Linked DNA regions of Homo sapiens: region 2 is linked to region 1. Evidence: chromatin contacts called from ENCODE Hi-C or POLR2A ChIA-PET data. All regions are on one chromosome and are shown on one strand. The core of a region is the stretch at or near the end of the contact, and the rest is flanking DNA. Distances in the headings are between cores, read along the strand shown. Region 1 overlaps IATPR (ITGB1 adjacent tumor promoting lncRNA). Region 2 has its middle 20 kb from the start of IATPR.

Region 1 (5,035 bases), core at 80-2,579:
TAAGTCTCATGAGATCTGATGGTTTTTTAAAAAGAGAAGTTCCCCTGCACAAGCTCTCTCTCTTTGCCTGCTGCCATCCATGTAAGATGTGACTTGCTCCTCCTTGCCTTCTGCCAAGATTGTGAGGCTACCTCAGCCACGTGGAACTGTAAGTTGATTAAACCTCTCTTTCTTTTGTAAATTGTCTTTATCAGCTTCATGAAAATAGACTAATACAAAGACCTAATTAGGGAATTCCTCAAATACACAAAGGAGTCTACTAAATGCTGGATATCTAAACAACTTCCACTACTTATACCCAGAAACTTAAATCTAACTCAAGCCAGAAAACACCTTTGAAGGTGAAATTTCCAAACAAGAGCAGACTAAATTGGGCTTGTTTTATTAACCCAGGTCTCAGCTTCCTTTGTTACTTGGAGATGAACCTGACTACCTCTACCACGTGCTTCTGGGGCTTTCTGGTTGTTTTTCCAAGGGAGGCAATTCCATAATATACAGGGCACATGTGAAATAAGATACACTGTCTGGGAGACAGCAAGCAGGTTGTCCTAAAGGGTAAGATCTAATTCTTGCATTTAAAATTTTTCCTCTGGAAAATTGTGTCAAATCTCAAAAATAATGCTATATAGGGTAAAATAATGATTTGGAGTTAACTGTACACACAGCCCAATTCCTTTGTGATAATAGGGTTTTTTTTCCTATTATATCAACAGAACAGCACTTTGGAACATATGCACTTGAATACGTGATTTTACCAAATCAAGGAAATTCAGTAAGAATCTTTATGATGCAATTTTACTCTTCAGACTAAAAGTACATAAATACATATCACACACACATTTGATACATAATATAATTATTCTATACCATAATATGTCACATATTAGCATATAATATATGAAATGTAATTATCTGTGATATATAATGAAAATTATATATTAAATATGTATAATTATACATAACATAGTATGTTTATAGCATAGTGTAGCATATAAATTGTCTTATATCTCTTTTTGCTTATTTTCTCCCTTTATCTCATATTAATTATTTGCCCATTTTGAAACTCATGAAGTAACAGTTTAATAAATTAGGTATTATCATTTGCTAAACAGGTGATTAGGGAGAGAGGTAAAGTGATATTTTAAGTAATTTCTTTGGAGTATCTTCTTGCTACTGTGTTCTCTGTTTCTGTCAGTGTAACGGGGAAATTGAAAGTTGGCTAGATATCATTTTAAGCTACTATTCATTTTCATTTCCCCATTTTATTTTTGTGAGACTATTTCACTTGTCAGTTCAAGACGTTAGACACATTTGATTAAATTATCAGTGAGTGATCATTGTGACAGTAAGACGCAGAAGAGGAGAGGTGAAAAACGTTTGCAAAAGAAAAGCAGAGATATAGAAGAATGGGTAGGAAATGAATGGGGTGATGAAACAGAGAAGTCTCAATAAAGCCCCTGATAAACAAAGCCAGGTGTCCCAGCAGAAAACCTTGCTTCCCCCATCCAGCTGTGCTCCACAGGCAGCCCCTCTTTCATCTGGGCAGATCCTTTTCATAGTTAAAATAGCTACTATCAACTTAGGAATAAATGTGCCCACAGTACAGCTTCTTTATAAGAATGGCATCATTCCCTCTTCTGTTAATGGAGATGGTCTCTATCTACATGGATGTATAGAGAAAGGATTTTTAAGACCCACTTTACCCCAGATCTGTTTTACAGCAAAGCTCTTCATGATAAGTTCCAGCCAACATCACATTTCACAGAGCTTGAGAAAGCCAGCGCAGTGGGGAATCCAATCTCCCAGGGTGTGGTAGCATCTTCTTATATATTTGGAGTCCCTTCATACATAAATCAGAGGAGAAGACAGTCATGTAATGCTCACAATTATGGCCTGTGAAGTATGCAAGACCTGGGTCTCAGAAAGCCACAGCTCCACAAGGCATTAGATTTATGCCCATAGCAAATTACCAAAACTCTCAGAAGCCCTTTTGTGCTGGTCCACAGTGGAGGAGAAGTCATGGAATTTTTTCAAGAAGGATGTTGGAAAGATTGCATGAGGAAAAGTTCTCAGGATGCTGTCAGGCATACAGTAATTATTATAATCAGAATATGGTTGTTAATTCTTGTTGATGAAAATAGCCAAACTTTGTAAAATATTTAAAGAGATTTATTCTGAGCTAAATGTAAGGACCATGATCTGTGACACAACCTCAAGAGGTCCTGAGAACATGTGCCCAAGGTGGTTGGGTTACAGCCTGGTTTTATATGTTTTAGGGAGACATAAGATATCAATCAGTACATGTGAGGTACATATTGGTTTGGTCTGGAAAGGCAAGACAATGTGGAGCTGTGGGGGAGGTGGTGAGGAAAAGGGCTTCCAGGTCATAGGTAGATTTAAAGATTTTCTGATTAGCAATTGGTTTAAAGAGTTAAGTTATTATCTAAAGACTGGGAATCAATAGAAAAGAGTGTCTGGGTTAAGATAACGGGCTGTAGAAACCAAGGTTTTTATTATGTAGATGAAGTCTCGTAGGTTGCAGCCCTTAGATACAATAGATGGCAAATGCTTGCTATTCAGATCTTTAAAAGGGGGAGAATATAATGAGCCATGTCCAACGGCCCCCCACTTCCGATCATGGTCTAAATTAGTTTTTCAGGTTTCTTTGGAATCATTTTTGCCAAAAGGGAGATCCATTTGGTTGGTTGGGGGGCTTAGAATTTTTTTGGTTTGCATTCTTATATGTTTTAAAGGTTTTTGTCTTCTTCTCCTTCTCCTTCTCCTTCTTCTCCTTCTTCTATTTTGAGATGGGGTCTCACTCTGTTGCCCAGGCTGGCATGTAGTGGCACGATCTTGGCTCACTGCAACCTCTGCCTCCCTGGCTAAAGCAATCCCCTGGCCTTAGCCTCCCAAGTAGCTGGGACTACAGGTGTGCACCACCATATCTGGCTAATTTTTAGTATTTTTGGTAGAAATGAGGTCTCTCTGCCCATGCAGCCCAGGCTGGTCTTGAACTCCTGAACTCAAGTAATCCAACCACCTCAGCCTCCCAAAGTGCTGGGATTATAGGCATGAGCCACCCAGCTGCTTTAAAGTTTTATAAAAACTTTCACATTTATTTTCTCATTTGAGCCTCAGTACCACCTATGTTGTAGACATTTTTAGATTATATTATAATTATATTAAAACTCTTTGACTCCATAGATGTTGAGATAATTGGTAAAGCTCCCTTAGCTTGCAATCAATCAGTGGTGCTGGAGTCTTAACCCAGGTCTTTACAGGTTAGGTCATTTGCCTGGTTCACTGTTGTGAACCAAGTTTTAATTTGTTGTCTCTCGCTCCATCCAAACACTCCTTTCATCTAATTCATCATGTAAATATAAATGGACTCAGATAGCTCCTATATTCTGTGGCATAGTAGATTAATTTAACTATTTTTTCAGATCTCAATAATGATTTCATATTTCATGTGAGTTTACACTGGAACTTTTGAATTAAAACAACTTTAGATTTTGTGGTTTAATAATGGAGAGTCTGAAGACATGTTCCATTTCTTTAAAAAAAATATTACATTGTGTACAATTGAAGTACAAAAAGCTGCCCATGTATAAAGTATAAAATTTGATAAATTTTGTCCTTATATATATATACACTCATGAAGGCATCAGCGCAACCAAGATAAAGAACATTTTCATCTTCCCCAAGTTTCCTGATGCCCCTGTGTTCTCTCTCTTTCCCCTCACCTCTCCCTCGAGGGAACCACTGATCTATTAGGTTGGTGCAAAAGTAATTGCGGTTTTTGCCAAAAAAAAAAAAAAAAAAAAAAAAAAAAAGGCAAAAAAATGTAATTACTTTTGCACCAACCTAATACTTTTTATCATTGTAGGTAAATTTGCATTTTCTAAAATTTCATATAAACGAATCATACAAGATGTACTCTTTATTTTGTCTGATTTTTTTCATTGATATAATTATTTTGAGATTGATTCATATGGTTATGTGTATCCATAGTCCATTTCCTTTTTCTCATTGGATAGCATGCCACTGTATGAATATTCTGCAATTGTTTATCCATTGACCTATTGCTGAACATTGGATTATTTCTAGTTTTGGCTATTACAAATAAAGCTACTATGAACATTGGTCAATCAATTCTTTGTGTGGTTATACAATTACATTTCTCCACTCAAGATTCTAACCATTAGACCTTATCATTCGGTGGGTGTATCTTTAACTGTGTAAGAAACTGTTGAACTGTTTTCCAAAGTGGTTTCACCATTGTACATTCCCATTAGCAGTATGTGACAATTTCAGTTTCTCCACATTTTTGTTATTACTTCATAGATCAGTCTTTTTAATTTTGGCCATTCCAGTGGGTGGGAGTGGTGTGGTATCTCATTGTGGTTTTAATTTGCATTTCCCCGATGACTAAAGACTATGTATTCATGTACCTAAAATGCCATCTGTATAACCCCTTTGGTAAAGTATCTGTTCAAATCTTTTGCTTATTTAAAAAAATTCAGTCTTTGGTCTCATTATTGAATAATGAGAATTGTTTCTATTTTCTAGGTATGTCTTTTATTTGATACTTTTTGCAAATATTTTCTCCCAGTCTATGGCTTGCCTTTTTATTTTTGTGACAGTAATGCATAGAAATTTCCACCCTGAGGTTTTTCACTCTTGGGGCACTTCCTGTTTTGCCTTTTTTTTTTAAGCGATAGGGTCTTGCTCTGACCCCAAGCTGGAGTGTGGTGCTGCAGTCACAGCTCACTGCAGCCTTGAACTCTGGGCTCAAGTGATCCTCTGGCCTCAGCCTCCCGAGTATCCAAGACTACAGGTGTGCACCAACATGCCCTGCTAATTTTAATTTTTTTTTGTAGAGATGGTGTCTTGCTATGTTGCCCAGGCTGGTCTCAAACTCCTGGCCCCAGCATCCCAAAGTGCTGGGATTACAGGCATGAGCAACTGTGCCTGGTCTCCCCTCTTTGCCTTGAATCTCATTGCCAACTGCTTGCCTAGAGCATCACACATTGCT
Region 2 (4,981 bases), core at 1,073-3,572, 40 kb after region 1:
CACAGACTTGCCAAACCTATGTCAGGAATGACGAATAGAAGGCAGAAATCCACATCCCCAGGTGGTAAAATTGTTATCCACCTTCGTCACCTCTTTCCTAATGGAGGAAGTGAGGACAGGCAGCCTTGGAGTCCTACTTGAATGAGGCCTGGACCTTATGCAGGGTAATAAAAACCAACACGTGGGGCCTGTGCTGTAAGGTGGCAGAGGGCGATGACTCACCCCACTCATGCAGGTTGAGTCATTTCAAGGCAGAGTTGTGCCAGTTCAGTACCCAGTAATATTTTCCAGTCGACGAGTATCAGTGAACAGGAGATAACCAGTCATTTCTAGATTCTGCTCAGAGTCCCAGCTTAGAGGCTCCACCAGCTCAAAGAGACGGGATGGCAAAACAGCCACCTTAATTTCCAGATCATCTGCCAGCTCATCTGCCAGCTGACACACAGCCCATGGCTCCACTATTGCCAGTGCTGTAGCTGCACCAGACCAATCTGGTTCAACTTTTATGTAACAAAGTTGTGATTTGTTTTTCAGTTGCCCGGGACTCCCAGGTTGAAGATCATGAGCATGCCCTGATGAGCCAAGGCATGCAACCACAGGGGAACCTAAGTGCTTGGACTGAGGAGTGGGGACTGAAATAAGAAGCGGACACTGCAGGGCAGGATCAGGATCCAATCAGATCGAGCCCTGGCATCACCTCATGGCAGGATCTAGTCAGATCGTGGCTTTTGACATCACTTCATTGTGAAATCCAATCAGATCACACCTTATTACCCTATCCTTATAAAACCGGACCTAGCCCCCAGCTCGAGGAGGCACTGCTTTGGGAGTTATCCCAGGTGTTCTTGTTACTAGTTGCAAGGAATAAAATCCTCTTGCTAAATCCTCCTTGGTTGTGCAGATGTTGGCATGGATGTGGAGAGAAGGGAACACTTACGCTTTGTTGGTGAGGATGTAAATTAGCTCAACTCTGTGATAAACAGTATGGAGAGTTTTCAAAGAACTAAAAATAGAACTTCTACTCAACCCAGCAATCCTATGAGTGCATGAGTGGGTATCTACCCAAAGGAAAAGAGACCATATAAATAATATACCTATTTATTGCAGCACTATTCACAATAGCAAAGTCACGGAACCAAGCTGAGTGCCCATCAGTGGTTGACTGGATAAAGAAAATGTGGTCTATATACACCATGGAATACTAATGAAAATAATGATTTCATTCTTTTTATGGTTGTGTAGTATTCCATGGTTTATATATACCATTCTTGCGGCAATGTGGATGGAGCTGGAGGCCATCATCCTGAGTGAACTAACTGAAAAACAGAAAACCAAATACCGCGTGTTCTCACTTATAAGTGGGAACTAAACAATGGGTACGAATGATCATAAAGATGGAAATAATAGACACTGGGGGCTCCAAAAGCAGAGAGGATGGAAGAAGGACAAGGGTTGAGCACTTACCTGTTGGGTACAATGTTCACTACTGGTATATTGGGGACACTGGAAGCCCAATCCCCACTGGTATGTAATATACCCATGTAACAAACAAATATATGTACCTCCTGAATCTAAAATAATCAATCAATCAATCAATCCTCCTTGGTTGTGGTCATTGGGTTGATATCTGCCAAGTAACCACTGAGCTAAAATTGGGAGCTTTTACATATTCGGTATGTTTCTTTTTTCTTTTCTTTTCTTTTTTTTTTTTTTTTTTTTGATATGGAGTCTCACTCTGTCACCCAGGCTGAAGTGCAGTGACATGATCTTGGCTCACCACAACCTCCACCTCCCAGGTTCAAGTGATTCTCCTGCCTCAGCCTCTCAAGTAGCTGGGATTACAGGCACCTGCCACCACGCCCAGCTAATTTTTGTATTTTTAGTAGAGGTGGGGTTTTATCATGTTGGTCAGGCTGGTCTCAAACTCCTGATCTCAAGTGATCCATCTGCCTTGACCTCCCAAAGTGCTGGGATTACTGGCATAAGCCACCATGCCTGGCCCATTTTCAGTGCATTTCTGTGTTTAAAGGATATCACATAACTGAAATAACATTTTTTATAAACCATGCAACTTGGCTCTACTGGGTGAAGCTCACGTTAGAGGCCAACTTTCAACATATTTAAACTATGGAAGCCCCCAAAAGAGCAACTTACGTTAAAGGTGACTTATAGCAGAGGTAGCTAGGCTCAGTCCAGACTGGACAGTGCTCTCAAAGTTTATGTGCAGAGGCGGCAGTACCCAGGCAAGTCTTTGAAAGTCCCGGCTTAGAACTTGGCACAATCACCTTAGAGATTGTTCACTGCTACAAATGCAGGCATTGATGCAGGGGTGGGGCAGAAAGACGGGGGAGTGGGAGCCTTGCTGCTAATTGGTTTAGTCTAAGATCAAGCCTAACCTCCCTTGGCCCACACAACTGTTACTATTAAGTGAGACTGAAACTAATCAAAACTATTTACACAGATGTGCCAAGCCTGGGAGATGAAGCAATTATGTGCCCAGACCCATGTTGATGAGTAATTTGTGGCAAACTCCTCTGTATAAGAGGGGGTCATGTAGTAGCAAAGTGGGGTTGTTTTGAAGAGAAAGCCTGCTGATGTGAAACGAAGAGCTGACTTGGATTCCACATGATAGGAGACAGGTATATGCTTGGAGTGCAGCCTCTCCAGGGGAAACTGAGGGAGGGATGGGGGACTAAGTGATCTGCAACTCACTCATGAAAACCCATTTCAACCCAAAACAGACCTAACCTCCTCCACCTTCCATTAAGTAATTTATCAGGGTTTTAAAAGAAGAATCCATATTTCTTACACTTCCTTTCTGTTGGACAATGCAGTGATATGACCAAGGGCTTGGGGTGTGGATTGCAGGGGAGGGAAGGTTAATTAGCAACACAGATTAATTAGCAACCAGTCAGGGAGACGGATCTGTGCTCTGATTCATCTAACAAAAACTCTGGAGGTGGCTATGCTTAATATGCTCCTTTGCAGATGTCAGATCTATAAGTGAGAGAAGCTAAGTGAGTCACCACAGGTCACAAAGCTAGCAAGAGGAGACAGATTGTAAGATCATAAACCAAAGTCCCAGGCCTCCAAACCCCATGCTCTTTCCTACAAAATATACTATCTTCCTTCTGAAAATTATGCTCATCATAGGGACGAACTTTGTTTCCCAGGATTAGTTGGGCTCACGTACATGCTACCATATTGACTCGGGTTCTCTAGGGTACTGGACCAGAATGTTTGTTCCCTCAAAACTTGAGGTCCTAGGGCCATCTAGGAGGAGCGGTGCAAGAGGCTTTGGGATCGATTGCCAGGCTGTGGGCCCCTGGGGGTGAGGGGCCTGAACAAAACGTGAAATACGGCTCCACTTTCTGCATCAGCAGAGGGGAGGCTGGGCGTGCCTGTGCCCCCAGAAGTGAACCCTTATGTCCAGAGCAGTGAGGAATGTTGAAGTCAGGAATTCCCCCTTCCTTCCCTCAAGCCAGGTCCTCAGAAGCCCGGATGAAACTCCTTGATAGGAGATGTTTTGAAGGAACCTGGGTAAAGTGCTTCTGTGGACTGCAAGATCTAACAAGTCTCAGAGTCAGACAGTCTGAGGAGTAGACCCATAGATGCCGAGTGCATACTTTCTCTGGGCGACACTTTGCATTTACGGAACAGGTGCTGGGAGCCAGGAGGTGAGAACTCCCAGAGACTCAGTCCCTGCCCTCAAGGAATTCCCAGTCTAATCAGGGACATGAGCTTGTAAACCTGGCTCCTCCCCGACCCGGCCCTCAGCCCAACCCTGAGTCATCCTGATGCTCACTCAGGATTGGAGGTCCTGGAAGTCCACAGTATGGGTGGGAGAAGAGGAGGAGCCGCTCACTCATGCAGAGGGAAGGAGAGAAGAGTGAAGTAATGAATGCATGCATTCATTCAGCAGCTGTTTAGGAGAGCCTTTCCCGTGTCCATCACTCTCCTGGGTGCTGCGACTATGGTAGAGAACAACACAAATTTAAATAAAAAGTCCCTGTTATGATGGAGGTGATGGGACTTGATCTCTTTGCATAGCATCCAGATTATTGGAGAAGTGAGGGAGGAAAAGGATATTCTAATCTCATTGTGAAATTGAGGAAACCAAAGCCTTTCTACTTACAAAGTGGCAGCCCCAAGATGCAAACACAAGTCTCTCAATTCCGCTATGTGCTGGTGCCCACACACATAGGGACCCTCCCCTTAGCTAGGTTGCTATGAGAGAGGCCACAGAGCCCTAGCAAGGAAATTGCACAAAGGCCAGCACCAAAGGTTGTTGTGATCATAAATTTGGTCCTTCCAGTAGTTTCTGGGGAGACAAGGGTCACAAATGCATCTATCTTTTGGTCAGCCGTTTTAGTATCAGCTTCCAGGTCTATTGGATAGAGATATTCATCTACACGAATAAATAACTCCTTGAAATAATTCAAGGCTTTTCAGAAACCACAATCAAATTTGTAAAATAAGGCAAAGCAAAGCAAAACACAACAAAACACTTACGTAACCATTGTTTGTGATGCAAAGCTGTAATTAAGAACCAGAATTTAACAAATATACATGAAAAAAAGCATAGAGTTGATCAGCATATTATTTTCAGGGCAAATCATAATAGTAAACTTGCATATTTCAGGGAATTTTTGTTTATACATTTTCCCCAGACCAAGCCTGAAATTCCTGTATTAAAAAAAATCACCGCCAGGCGTGGTGGCTCACACCTGTAATCCCGGCACTTTGGGAGGCCGAGATGGGCAAATCATCTGAGGTTGGGAGTTCGAGACCAGCCTGACCAACCTGGAGAAACCCAGTCTCTAGTAAAAATACAAAATTAGCTGGGCATGGTGGCGCATGCCTGTAATCCCAGCTATTCAGGACACTGAGTCAGGAGAATTGCTTGAACCCGTGAGGCAGAGGTTGCGATGAGCTGAGATGGCGCCATTGTACTCCAGCCTGGGCAACAAGAGCGAAACTC

Evidence for each region. A loop is a pair of places that touch in the nucleus more often than their neighbours do. ChIA-PET counts read pairs that join two places held with the same protein, here RNA polymerase II (POLR2A). Pooled maps may share reads with other maps.
Region 2: a pooled map shows a loop between it and region 1 (3-fold over the local background). The contact joins two enhancer-like sites. A Hi-C loop is called at or near these places in 3 of 168 maps with a recorded cell type or tissue (endothelial cell of umbilical vein, naive thymus-derived CD4-positive, alpha-beta T cell and natural killer cell), 3 of 37 single-sample maps with no recorded cell type and 9 of 50 pooled maps. POLR2A ChIA-PET finds 5 or more read pairs at or near these places in 16 of 52 experiments (CD4-positive, alpha-beta T cell, CD4-positive, alpha-beta memory T cell, MCF 10A and 9 more).

Annotation. Positions count from the first base shown.
Region 1 is chr10:33,094,767-33,099,801 of GRCh38, forward strand. The region is part of intron 1 of IATPR (ITGB1 adjacent tumor promoting lncRNA); the gene reads right to left. Among named protein-coding and RNA genes, the nearest start is that of IATPR, 20 kb to the right of the region's middle. RefSeq lists an enhancer at 1,201-1,866. Within about 2 kb of position 1,330, at least 2 of the 41 ENCODE cell types and tissues checked have a DNase peak (open chromatin) inside an H3K27ac peak, as active enhancers do.
Region 2 is chr10:33,134,034-33,139,014 of GRCh38, forward strand. No RefSeq gene overlaps it. Among named protein-coding and RNA genes, the nearest start is that of IATPR, 20 kb to the left of the region's middle. RefSeq lists an enhancer at 1-933. Within about 2 kb of position 2,323, at least 6 of the 41 ENCODE cell types and tissues checked have a DNase peak (open chromatin) inside an H3K27ac peak, as active enhancers do.